Linked DNA regions of Homo sapiens: all the other regions are linked to region 3. A link is a contact called in ENCODE Hi-C or POLR2A ChIA-PET data. All regions are on one chromosome and are shown on one strand. The core of a region is the stretch at or near the end of the contact, and the rest is flanking DNA. Distances in the headings are between cores, read along the strand shown. Region 1 has its middle 32 kb from the start of ABR-AS1. Region 2 overlaps SLC43A2 (solute carrier family 43 member 2). Region 3 has its middle 58 kb from the start of YWHAE.

Region 1 (2,700 bases), core at 1-2,500, 130 kb after region 3:
CACCTCCTAAAGTGCTGGGACTATAGGCGTGAGCCACCCCACCTGGTCAAGAGCAATACTTTTTTGGTCTGAGTATTTTATTTGGAGAGAAATAGAACTTGGCCATTGAGCTTATATACACCGAGATAGCTGCCACATTACAGGGAAAAACTATGTACAATCAAATATATATATTTTTTTCTTTGAGGTGGAGTTTCGCTCTTGTTGCCTAGGCTGGAGTGCAGTGGCACGATCTTGGCTCGCTGCAACATCCGCCTCCCAGGTTCAAGCGATTCTCCTGCCTCAGCCTCCCGAGTAGCTGGGATTACAGGCATGTGCCACTACGCCTGGCTAATTTTGTATTTTTAGTAGAGATGGGGTTTCTCCATGTTGGTCAAGCTGGTCTCGAACTCCTGACGTCAGGTGATCTACCTGCCTCAGCCTCCCAAAGTGCTGGGATTACAGGCATGAGCCACTGCACCCGGCCAGGATCAGAATTTTTATATTCAAATCTTAAATCTCTCCTTTATATTCCTTTAAATTGCTATTAACTGTAGATATTCAGCATTGTTAGGGTAATTTAAACTTGTTAAGGAATAATTTAAATATTTTGCCTAAGTCATCCCTGGGGTGGTGGTTACTCATGGAGAGGAAATATATATATATACACACACATCCTAGTATCATAGATTCCAAAAACTGATGAAAGCCAAAATAAATGTTCATTTTAGGTTGAAGGGACCTGAAGTTAGCTTATCTTTAGGTTTAAGGTGGTGGTGGGGGGCGGGGAAGTCCAAGTCCTGTGTAACATTTCACATCTCAGGCCGGGAGCGGTGGCTCATGCCTGTAATCCCAGCACTTTGGGAGCCCGAGGCGGGTGGATCACAAGATCAGGAGTTCGAGACCAGCCTGACCAACATGATGAAACCTCTTCTCTACTAAAAATACAAAATTAGCCGGGCGTGGTGGCGGGCGCCTGTAATCCCAGCTACTCGGGAGGCTGAGGCAGGAGAATCACTTGAACCCGGGAGGCGGAGGATGCAGTGAGCCGAGATTGTGCCATTGCACTCCAGCCTGGGCGATAGGGCGAGACTCGGTCTCAAAAAACAAAAAACAAACCATTTCACATCTCTCCAAAATAGAAACAGCACCTTAGACTGCCTTGTTTTCACAGTTTTGTCGCTTTGGAACCATAGAGTCTGTCATCTTTGAAGAAGTGAAATCACTGTGGGGTTAAGACAGTATCTTTGCACAGTTTGCGTGCAATCTCTGAGAAGCTAGCACAGAAGGACTTAGGAGTTAAGACCGTAACCTTTGGCCGGGCGTGGTGCCTCACGCCTGTAATCCCAGCACTTTCGGAGGCCGAGGCGGGTGAGTCACGAGGTCAGGAGTTTGAGACCAGCCTGACCAACATGGTGAAACCCCGCCTCTACTTAAAAAAATACAAAAATTAGCCGGGCATAGTGGCATGCACCTGTAATCCAAGCTACTCAGGAGGCTGAGGCAGGAGAATGGTGTGGATCTGGGAGGCGGAGGTTGCAGTGAGCCGAGATTGCACCCCTGCACTCCAGCCTGGGGGACAGAGCGAGACTCCGTCTCAAAAAAAAGACTGTGACCTTCAAGCTCTGCAGCCTTAATTCACACCAAATAGTACCTGCTTAGTCACCTAAACTATGGCCACGTCTTCCTGCTCTTTGGATGCCCCTTAGTTTGCTAGTTGGGTCTCAAATCATGGTCTTTAGGTGAATTAATGGCCGGCACAGTGTTTGGGAGAAAAACAGAATCTGCAGCTTCACATCTCATCATTTCCTGGGCTGAGCTGTCTCCCACCCTGAGCATATTACAAAATTAACAGGTTTTAGAAGCTGAAAAGTGGAAATAACCAGCTTTCGTTTCTGGGCTGCAGCTTGTTTAGTGCCACATCTTGGAGAAAGCTCTGTGCGTGGTTAGATGGGTTGACTCTGATTGTCTGCAGCTCCATTCAAGGATTTGTTGGGGGAATTTCACACTCCTTTAGCTGTTTGGTAAAAGGGTGAAAAATTTCTTAAGTCCAAATTCCCATCCCAGATACAGCTTCTCCCCAAGTATCTCTTTATCTCTCTCTCTCTTTTTTTTTTTTAGACAGTGTCTCACTCTGTTGCCCAGGCTGGAGTGAAGTGGAGAGATTTTGGCTCACTGCAACCTCCAACTTCTGGGCTCAAGCGATTCTCCTGTCTCAGCCTCCCAAGTAGCTGAGATTACAGGCGTCCGCCACCACACTTGGCTAATTTTGTACTTTTAGTAAAGATGGAGTTTTTCCATGTTGATCAGGCTGGTCTCAAACTCCCGACCTCAGGTGATCTGCTGGCCTCGGCCTCCCAAAGTGCTGGGATTACAGGCGTGAGCCACCATGCCCGGCCAATTTTTGTATTTTTAGTAGAGACGAGGTTTCACCATGTTGGCCAGGCCAGTCTCGAGCTCCTGACCTCAAATGATCCGCCCGCCTCAGCCTCTCAGAGTGCTGGGATTACAGGTGTGAACCACTGTGCCTGGCGTCTCTTTTTGTTTTGTTTTGTTGTTGTTTTTTTTTCTCTTTTGAGACAGTGTCATGGTCTATTGCCCAGGCTGGAGAGCAGTGGCATGATCAGGGCTCACTGCAGCCTCAAACTCCTGTGCTCAAGCGAGCCTCCCACTTCAGCCTCTCAAGTAGCTGGGACCACAGGCATGTACCACCACACCTGG
Region 2 (2,700 bases), core at 177-2,676, 250 kb before region 3:
CTTGAGGTTAGAGAACCTGTGCCTCTTTGGGAGGATGTAGTTTGCCCTAGGCCTGGATTTCGGTAGAATGAGCAAGAGTTAGCCTTGAAGTCCTGTTCAGGTGGGCCCCCTCTTGCCCTGTACCCAGAATGAGCTGATGTGAGATGCCGAGAGTGGCTTCGTTGGGAAGAGAGCCCGGACCTTGCTTCCCGTTGGCCTTCCAGGATGCTAACTGCTCGGGCCGAACATCCTGTGGGAAGATAATCCCCTGCTTGTACTGAGAAATTCAGAAGCAGGAGGCCGGGCGCGGTGGCTCACGCCTGTAGTCCCAGCACTTTGGGAGGCCGAGGCGGGCGGATCACTTGAGATCAGCCTGGCCAACATGGTGAAACCCCGTCTCTACTAAAAATACAAAAATTAGCCAGGCATGGTGGCGGGCATCTCTAATCTCGCGACTTGGGAGGCTGAGGCAGGAGAATCACTTGAACCAGGGAGGCGGAGGTTGCAACGAGCCGAGCTCACACCACTGCGCTCCAGCCTGGGGAACAAGAGCAAAACCCCATCTCAAAACAAAGAAAAGAAATTCAGAAGCAGGAATCCTGGGCCAGCTTCATCCTCAGACCGAAGAGAACTGTAGAATTCTGATTGACATCTTCCAAAAACCTACCCTCTCCAAACCAAAAGCAGTTTTTGCTGACATCTGGTCTTTCTGGAATGCTGATATTTTTATTTATAAAATGATGCTATTATCCCCAAATAGATTCTTATTTTTAACAGGCTTTCTCCCTTTGAGGGCTGCCTGAGGCTCATAACTTTGTTCTCTGGCATCTCAGTGTTACCCTGAAAAGACAAGAAGGCTCCTGGGCTCTGCCAGGAGCAGAGAGATAGGGAGGGTTGCCAGCCGGAAAGTCAGACAACTGCTTGTATTCTGCATTACCTCCCTCCTTGGCCCCATCAGCCTCAGTCCATGAAGGAGAAACCTTCAGTGAGCGGTCATTGCCCCTGAACTAATGCCCCTGTGAGTCACACAGGAAGGGGCGCAGGTGAAGAAGGGGCCTCATGGGGCCTAGTTCTCTGTCCCCTCCTCCTCCCCTTCCCTGGTGCATCCTCCCCACTGAGGTTTCTCTGCTTCTTATCTCTCAGCTGCCCAACATGTTCGGCGACCTTCGGTCCACGTTTATTGCCTTGATGATTGGGTCCTACGCCTCCTCGGCAGTCACCTTTCCAGGAATCAAGGTGAGCACGTGTATTTTGCACTGGTGTCTGTGCAGAGGCCTGCTCCAGGCTCCTTCCACCCTCTCTGAAGAGGGAGGCAATTGTGGGCACCCGGGGTGGCCCCTCTCCACCACCCCCACCCGGGCAGGATGCACCTGGGCATCACAGGGGCGACAAATGAAAACCGCGGGGCCTCAGGGGACGGGAATCACGCATGTGGCTGCAGGATCTGCCGCAGGTGCCTTTGCATTTCGGGGCTGGGGCAGGGGAAGGGCGGTGGGTGAGTCTGTTTCCAGTTGTGAGTCTTGCCCCCGTCTCCTCCGTCATCCTGGTCTCCCGCTGCTCCCCTGCTCCCCAACCCCCAGCCTGCTGTTATTGTACCGTTACTCCCCGCCAGCCAAAGCACTGCTCTTGGCCAAGTGTTTCAGCTGTTTCCCTCCTAGGCAGGATTTTGAGCCTGTGGAAGTCACACAGGGTCAGGACGAAGCAAACACCTCACAGTCCATCAGCCCAAGTTCCCCAGACCCTGTGGGTCTGCCAGGGCCCCGTAGGGGCTTCTCCCACCTCTGACCCTCACACTAAGTAAAAGCCCCTTTCCTCGGTGGTGTGTGTGGGAATGCTGTTGGCGAGGAGAGGGGGACACGGTGTGGGCTGGCCACCTGGGCATTGAAGTGGTGGGAGCTGGGACTCTGGGGCCAGCCATCCTATGGACTTGCAGAGATTCTCATGCCCCTGGACTGGGGAGCATCCCGAAAGTTCTTCCTCCTCCTTTTTTTGGGGGGGAACAGGGTCTTGCTCTGTCGCCCAGGTTGGAGTGCAGCAGCACGATCTCGGCTCACTGCAACCTCCACCTCCCAGGTTCAAGTGATTCTCCTGCCTCAGCCTCCCAAGGAGCTAGGATTACAGGTGCCCGCCACCATGCCCGGCTAATTTTTGTATTTTTAGTAGAGATGGGGTTTCACCATGTTGGTCAGGCTGGCCTGGAACTCCTGACCTCATGATCCGCCCACTTTGGCCTCCCAAAGTGCTGGGATTACAGGCGTGAGCCACCATGCCTGGCTTCCTTGAGCATTTCTTTGGCCTCTGCCATGTGAGCTCTCAGAGGCACTGGGGAAGCATCAGTGGACGGGGCTGGCCGGTTCCCGCCTTCAGGGAGCTCCGCTAATACCAGACAAGCCGACGGACCAGGAGCACCGTCCCCTCTGCTGGGCCGATCACTATGAGCCTGCAAGACGTGCCGTGGTCATGGCGGGGCGGTCAGGAAGGCCTCCGAGTCGGGGGGCTAATCACACGCCAGGCCCAGATGACCAGCAGGGCAGGCACGGTGGGAGGACTGGAAGGCGGGTGCCTGATGCCCCAACGCCCAGGCTGGCAGGGCTGTGCCTCTTTGCGCGGCTCAGCACAGGGACAGCAGGGGTGGCCAGACGCCCCTGCCTGCTGCGGCTCTGGCCTCCCCGGGCTAACTCTGCCCCCTCCCCCCCCCACCCCGTCCCCGCGGTGCCTGTC
Region 3 (2,700 bases), core at 175-2,674:
GATACCTAGTTACTGTAGATCTTTTTATGTTAGGCATTCAGATGTGTCTCATTCTGACTGCGTAACATTGATGTACACCTGATTTTGTTAAGACCAGTTTGCTCCTTTTGGGCAGGTGCTGCAGGAAATACCCTTGGAACAGTTTTTGCTTAAATATTTGTATGTATCTGGAAGGTACATTTCTAGATTCCCTGTGTCAGTAAACATTTTTCAGTTGATAAATCCTTCCTCGTCACACTTGTCTTCTAAAATTGGATGTTGAGACTGCAAGTTTACTCTCGGTTTAAAGTGTTAGTAGCAGAGATTTAGGAAATGAACAGATCAGCGATATCCTAGTAGCGTTTAGTGAGTGCTGGCAATGAGAATAAACATGTTTTTGTGAGTTGCTTTTCCGAGAGATAGGGAGACCATTGAATATAATTATATGCTGCTGTTTGGAGCAACCTCCAAGAAGCTTTCAAGTTGATTTGCTCTGTTTCCAGCACACCTGCTACACTTAAAGGTCAAAATCCAAGGAATTCGTCAAGTCTGTTGCAGAGTTTAAAGAAACCACTCGGCTGGGTGCGGTGGCTCACACCTGTAATCCCTGCAATTTGAGAGGCCGAGGCGGGCGGATCACGAGGTCAGGAGATTGAGACCATCCTGGCTAACACGGTGAAACTCCGTCTCTACTAAAAGTACAAAAAATTAGCCAGGCATGGTGGCGCACGCCTGTACTCCCAGCTACTCGGGAGGCTGAGGCAGGAGAATCGCTTGAACCCGGGAGGCAGAGGTTGCAGTGAGCCGAGATCACGCTACTGCACTCCAGCCTGGGCGACAGAGTGAGACTGTCTCAAAAAAAAAAAAAAGGAAAGATCCTTATCAAAAATTGAAAGGCCGGGTGCGGTGGCTCACGCCTGTAATCCCAGCACTTTCGGAGGCCGTGGTGGGTGGATCACGAGGTCAGCAGTTAAGAGACCAGCCTGGACAACATGGGGAAACCCTGTCTCTACTAAAAATACAAAAAAATTAGCCAGGCGTGGTGGCGGGCGACCTTGCTGGGTGTAATTAACATCCAGTGACTTGGGAGGCCTGAGGCAGGACAATCGCTGGAAACTGGAAGGCGGAGCTTGCAGTGAGCCAAGATCGCGCCACTGCACTCTAATCTGGGCAATAAGAGCAGAACTCCGTCTCAAAAAAAAAAAAAAAAAAAAAAAATTGAAAGGGAGCCAGGGAAGCTGCAGAAAGGTGCCGTAGCCCTGTGAGGACGGTGTCACTCCCAGTTCCTGTATTTGTGGGCTGGAAAGGGAATTGCCCCCAAACTTTTCTGGTTTTGATTTGAGTCTTACTTTGAGGATCAGTCGACTTAAGTAGAAGTTTTTAGTTAGTTACAACTTGAATGTAGCTAATATGTGTTTTTAATTACAAATCTCAGTACTTTGCTGCCTTGGAAAACCCAAAGGCTTCCTACAATGTTAGAAGCGACAGTAAGTGGGTTTGTGTACATGCTCTGTTCCGGGTGGGTCCTCAGAACAGCACGTCTGCAAAGTTAAATTTCGGTCCTATAGGAAGATGGGGATGAACTTCCATCACTGAAAGGGGAAACTGGTGGGATAAATGGAGACATTAATTGGCTTCTGTCCCAGACAAATGCCTTGAGCCTTATAAATGAGACCCCAAATTAGCTGCTTCCTGATCCTAGGACAATAGAGGAGAGTGAGGCTTGCTGAAAAAGCGGGATAAAGGTGTGACCCCTGTGTTCTTTTGAAAATTGTAACAAGTAATAGTTCATGGAAAACTGGTGAAATCCTAGAGTGTGTCATTAAAGGAAGCCTTTGTGAGCACTGTGAGAGGAAATGGGAATGCTCCCAGATCCAACCTGGATCAGGAAAACCAAGCCCTGTGTTGTTTTATCCTGTTTCTTTGAGTTCGTAGGATTGTAATAGATACTGTTAATATTTAGCTAACATTGGCCGGGCGCGGTGGCTCACGCCTGTAATCCCAGCACTTTGGGAGGCCGACGTGGGCGGATCACGAGGTCAGGAGATCGAGACCATCCTGGCTGACACGGTGAAATCCCGTCTCTACTAAAAAATACAAAAAATTAGCCGGGTGTGGTGGCGGGCGCCTGTAGTCCCAGCTACTCGGGAGGCTGAGGCCGGAGAATGGCGTGAACCCGGGAGGCGGAGCTTGCAGTGAGCCGAGATCGCAGCACTGCACTCCAGCCTGAGCGACAGAGCGAGATTCTTGTCTCAAAAAAAAAATAATAATAGTTTTGCTAACATTGCGTACCAGCTTTGCACCAGGCACTGTGCTCGTTACTAAGCAATGTCTGGAATCTCACACGTAAGCGCTCAATAATAATCAGGTGAGCCTGCATTGTGCAGATGGGAAAAGCTGAATGGGAAGTAGTTAAGGAACTTGCTGAAAGCTGCATGGCTAATAATTCAAATACAGAATTCAGTTCATCTGTGTCACTGAAGAGTCTCATTAGGCCATACTACCTTTTGCTCTTCATTAAAACTATTTTCTTGAAATACTATATTCCCCCTTATTAATATATTCTAAAGTGATCATTTAAAGTATTTAAACTTTTTTTTTTTTTTTTTTTTTTGGAGACAGAGTCTCTCTCTGTCACCCAGGCTGGAGTGCAGTGGTGCAACCTCGGCTCACTGCAAGCTCCGCCTCCCGGGTTCACACCATTGTCCTGCCTCAGCCTCC

Evidence for each region. Hi-C counts contacts between places; a loop is a spot of excess contacts on that map. ChIA-PET counts read pairs that join two places held with the same protein, here RNA polymerase II (POLR2A). Pooled maps may share reads with other maps.
Region 1: a pooled map shows a loop between it and region 3 (2.2-fold over the local background). The contact joins two enhancer-like sites. A Hi-C loop is called at or near these places in 1 of 168 maps with a recorded cell type or tissue (IMR-90) and 2 of 50 pooled maps. POLR2A ChIA-PET finds 5 or more read pairs at or near these places in 3 of 52 experiments (CD4-positive, alpha-beta T cell, activated B cell and activated CD8-positive, alpha-beta memory T cell).
Region 2: a loop to region 3 is called in a pooled map, with 2.3 times the contacts of the local background. The contact joins two enhancer-like sites. A Hi-C loop is called at or near these places in 2 of 50 pooled maps. POLR2A ChIA-PET finds 5 or more read pairs at or near these places in 3 of 52 experiments (AG04449, WTC11 and activated CD8-positive, alpha-beta memory T cell).

The regions. Positions count from the first base shown.
Region 1 is chr17:1,212,286-1,214,985 of GRCh38, reverse strand. It overlaps a transcript of ABR not described here. Among named protein-coding and RNA genes, the nearest start is that of ABR-AS1, 32 kb to the right of the region's middle. Within about 2 kb of position 1,250, at least 5 of the 41 ENCODE cell types and tissues checked have a DNase peak (open chromatin) inside an H3K27ac peak, as active enhancers do.
Region 2 is chr17:1,591,702-1,594,401 of GRCh38, reverse strand. It overlaps SLC43A2 (solute carrier family 43 member 2), which reads left to right. Exons shown (of 14, transcript NM_152346.3): 6 at 1,123-1,215. Among named protein-coding and RNA genes, the nearest start is that of PITPNA, 30 kb to the right of the region's middle. RefSeq lists an enhancer at 266-767 and a silencer at 2,375-2,540. Within about 2 kb of position 1,426, at least 8 of the 41 ENCODE cell types and tissues checked have a DNase peak (open chromatin) inside an H3K27ac peak, as active enhancers do.
Region 3 is chr17:1,341,320-1,344,019 of GRCh38, reverse strand. No RefSeq gene overlaps it. Among named protein-coding and RNA genes, the nearest start is that of YWHAE, 58 kb to the left of the region's middle. Within about 2 kb of position 1,424, at least 5 of the 41 ENCODE cell types and tissues checked have a DNase peak (open chromatin) inside an H3K27ac peak, as active enhancers do.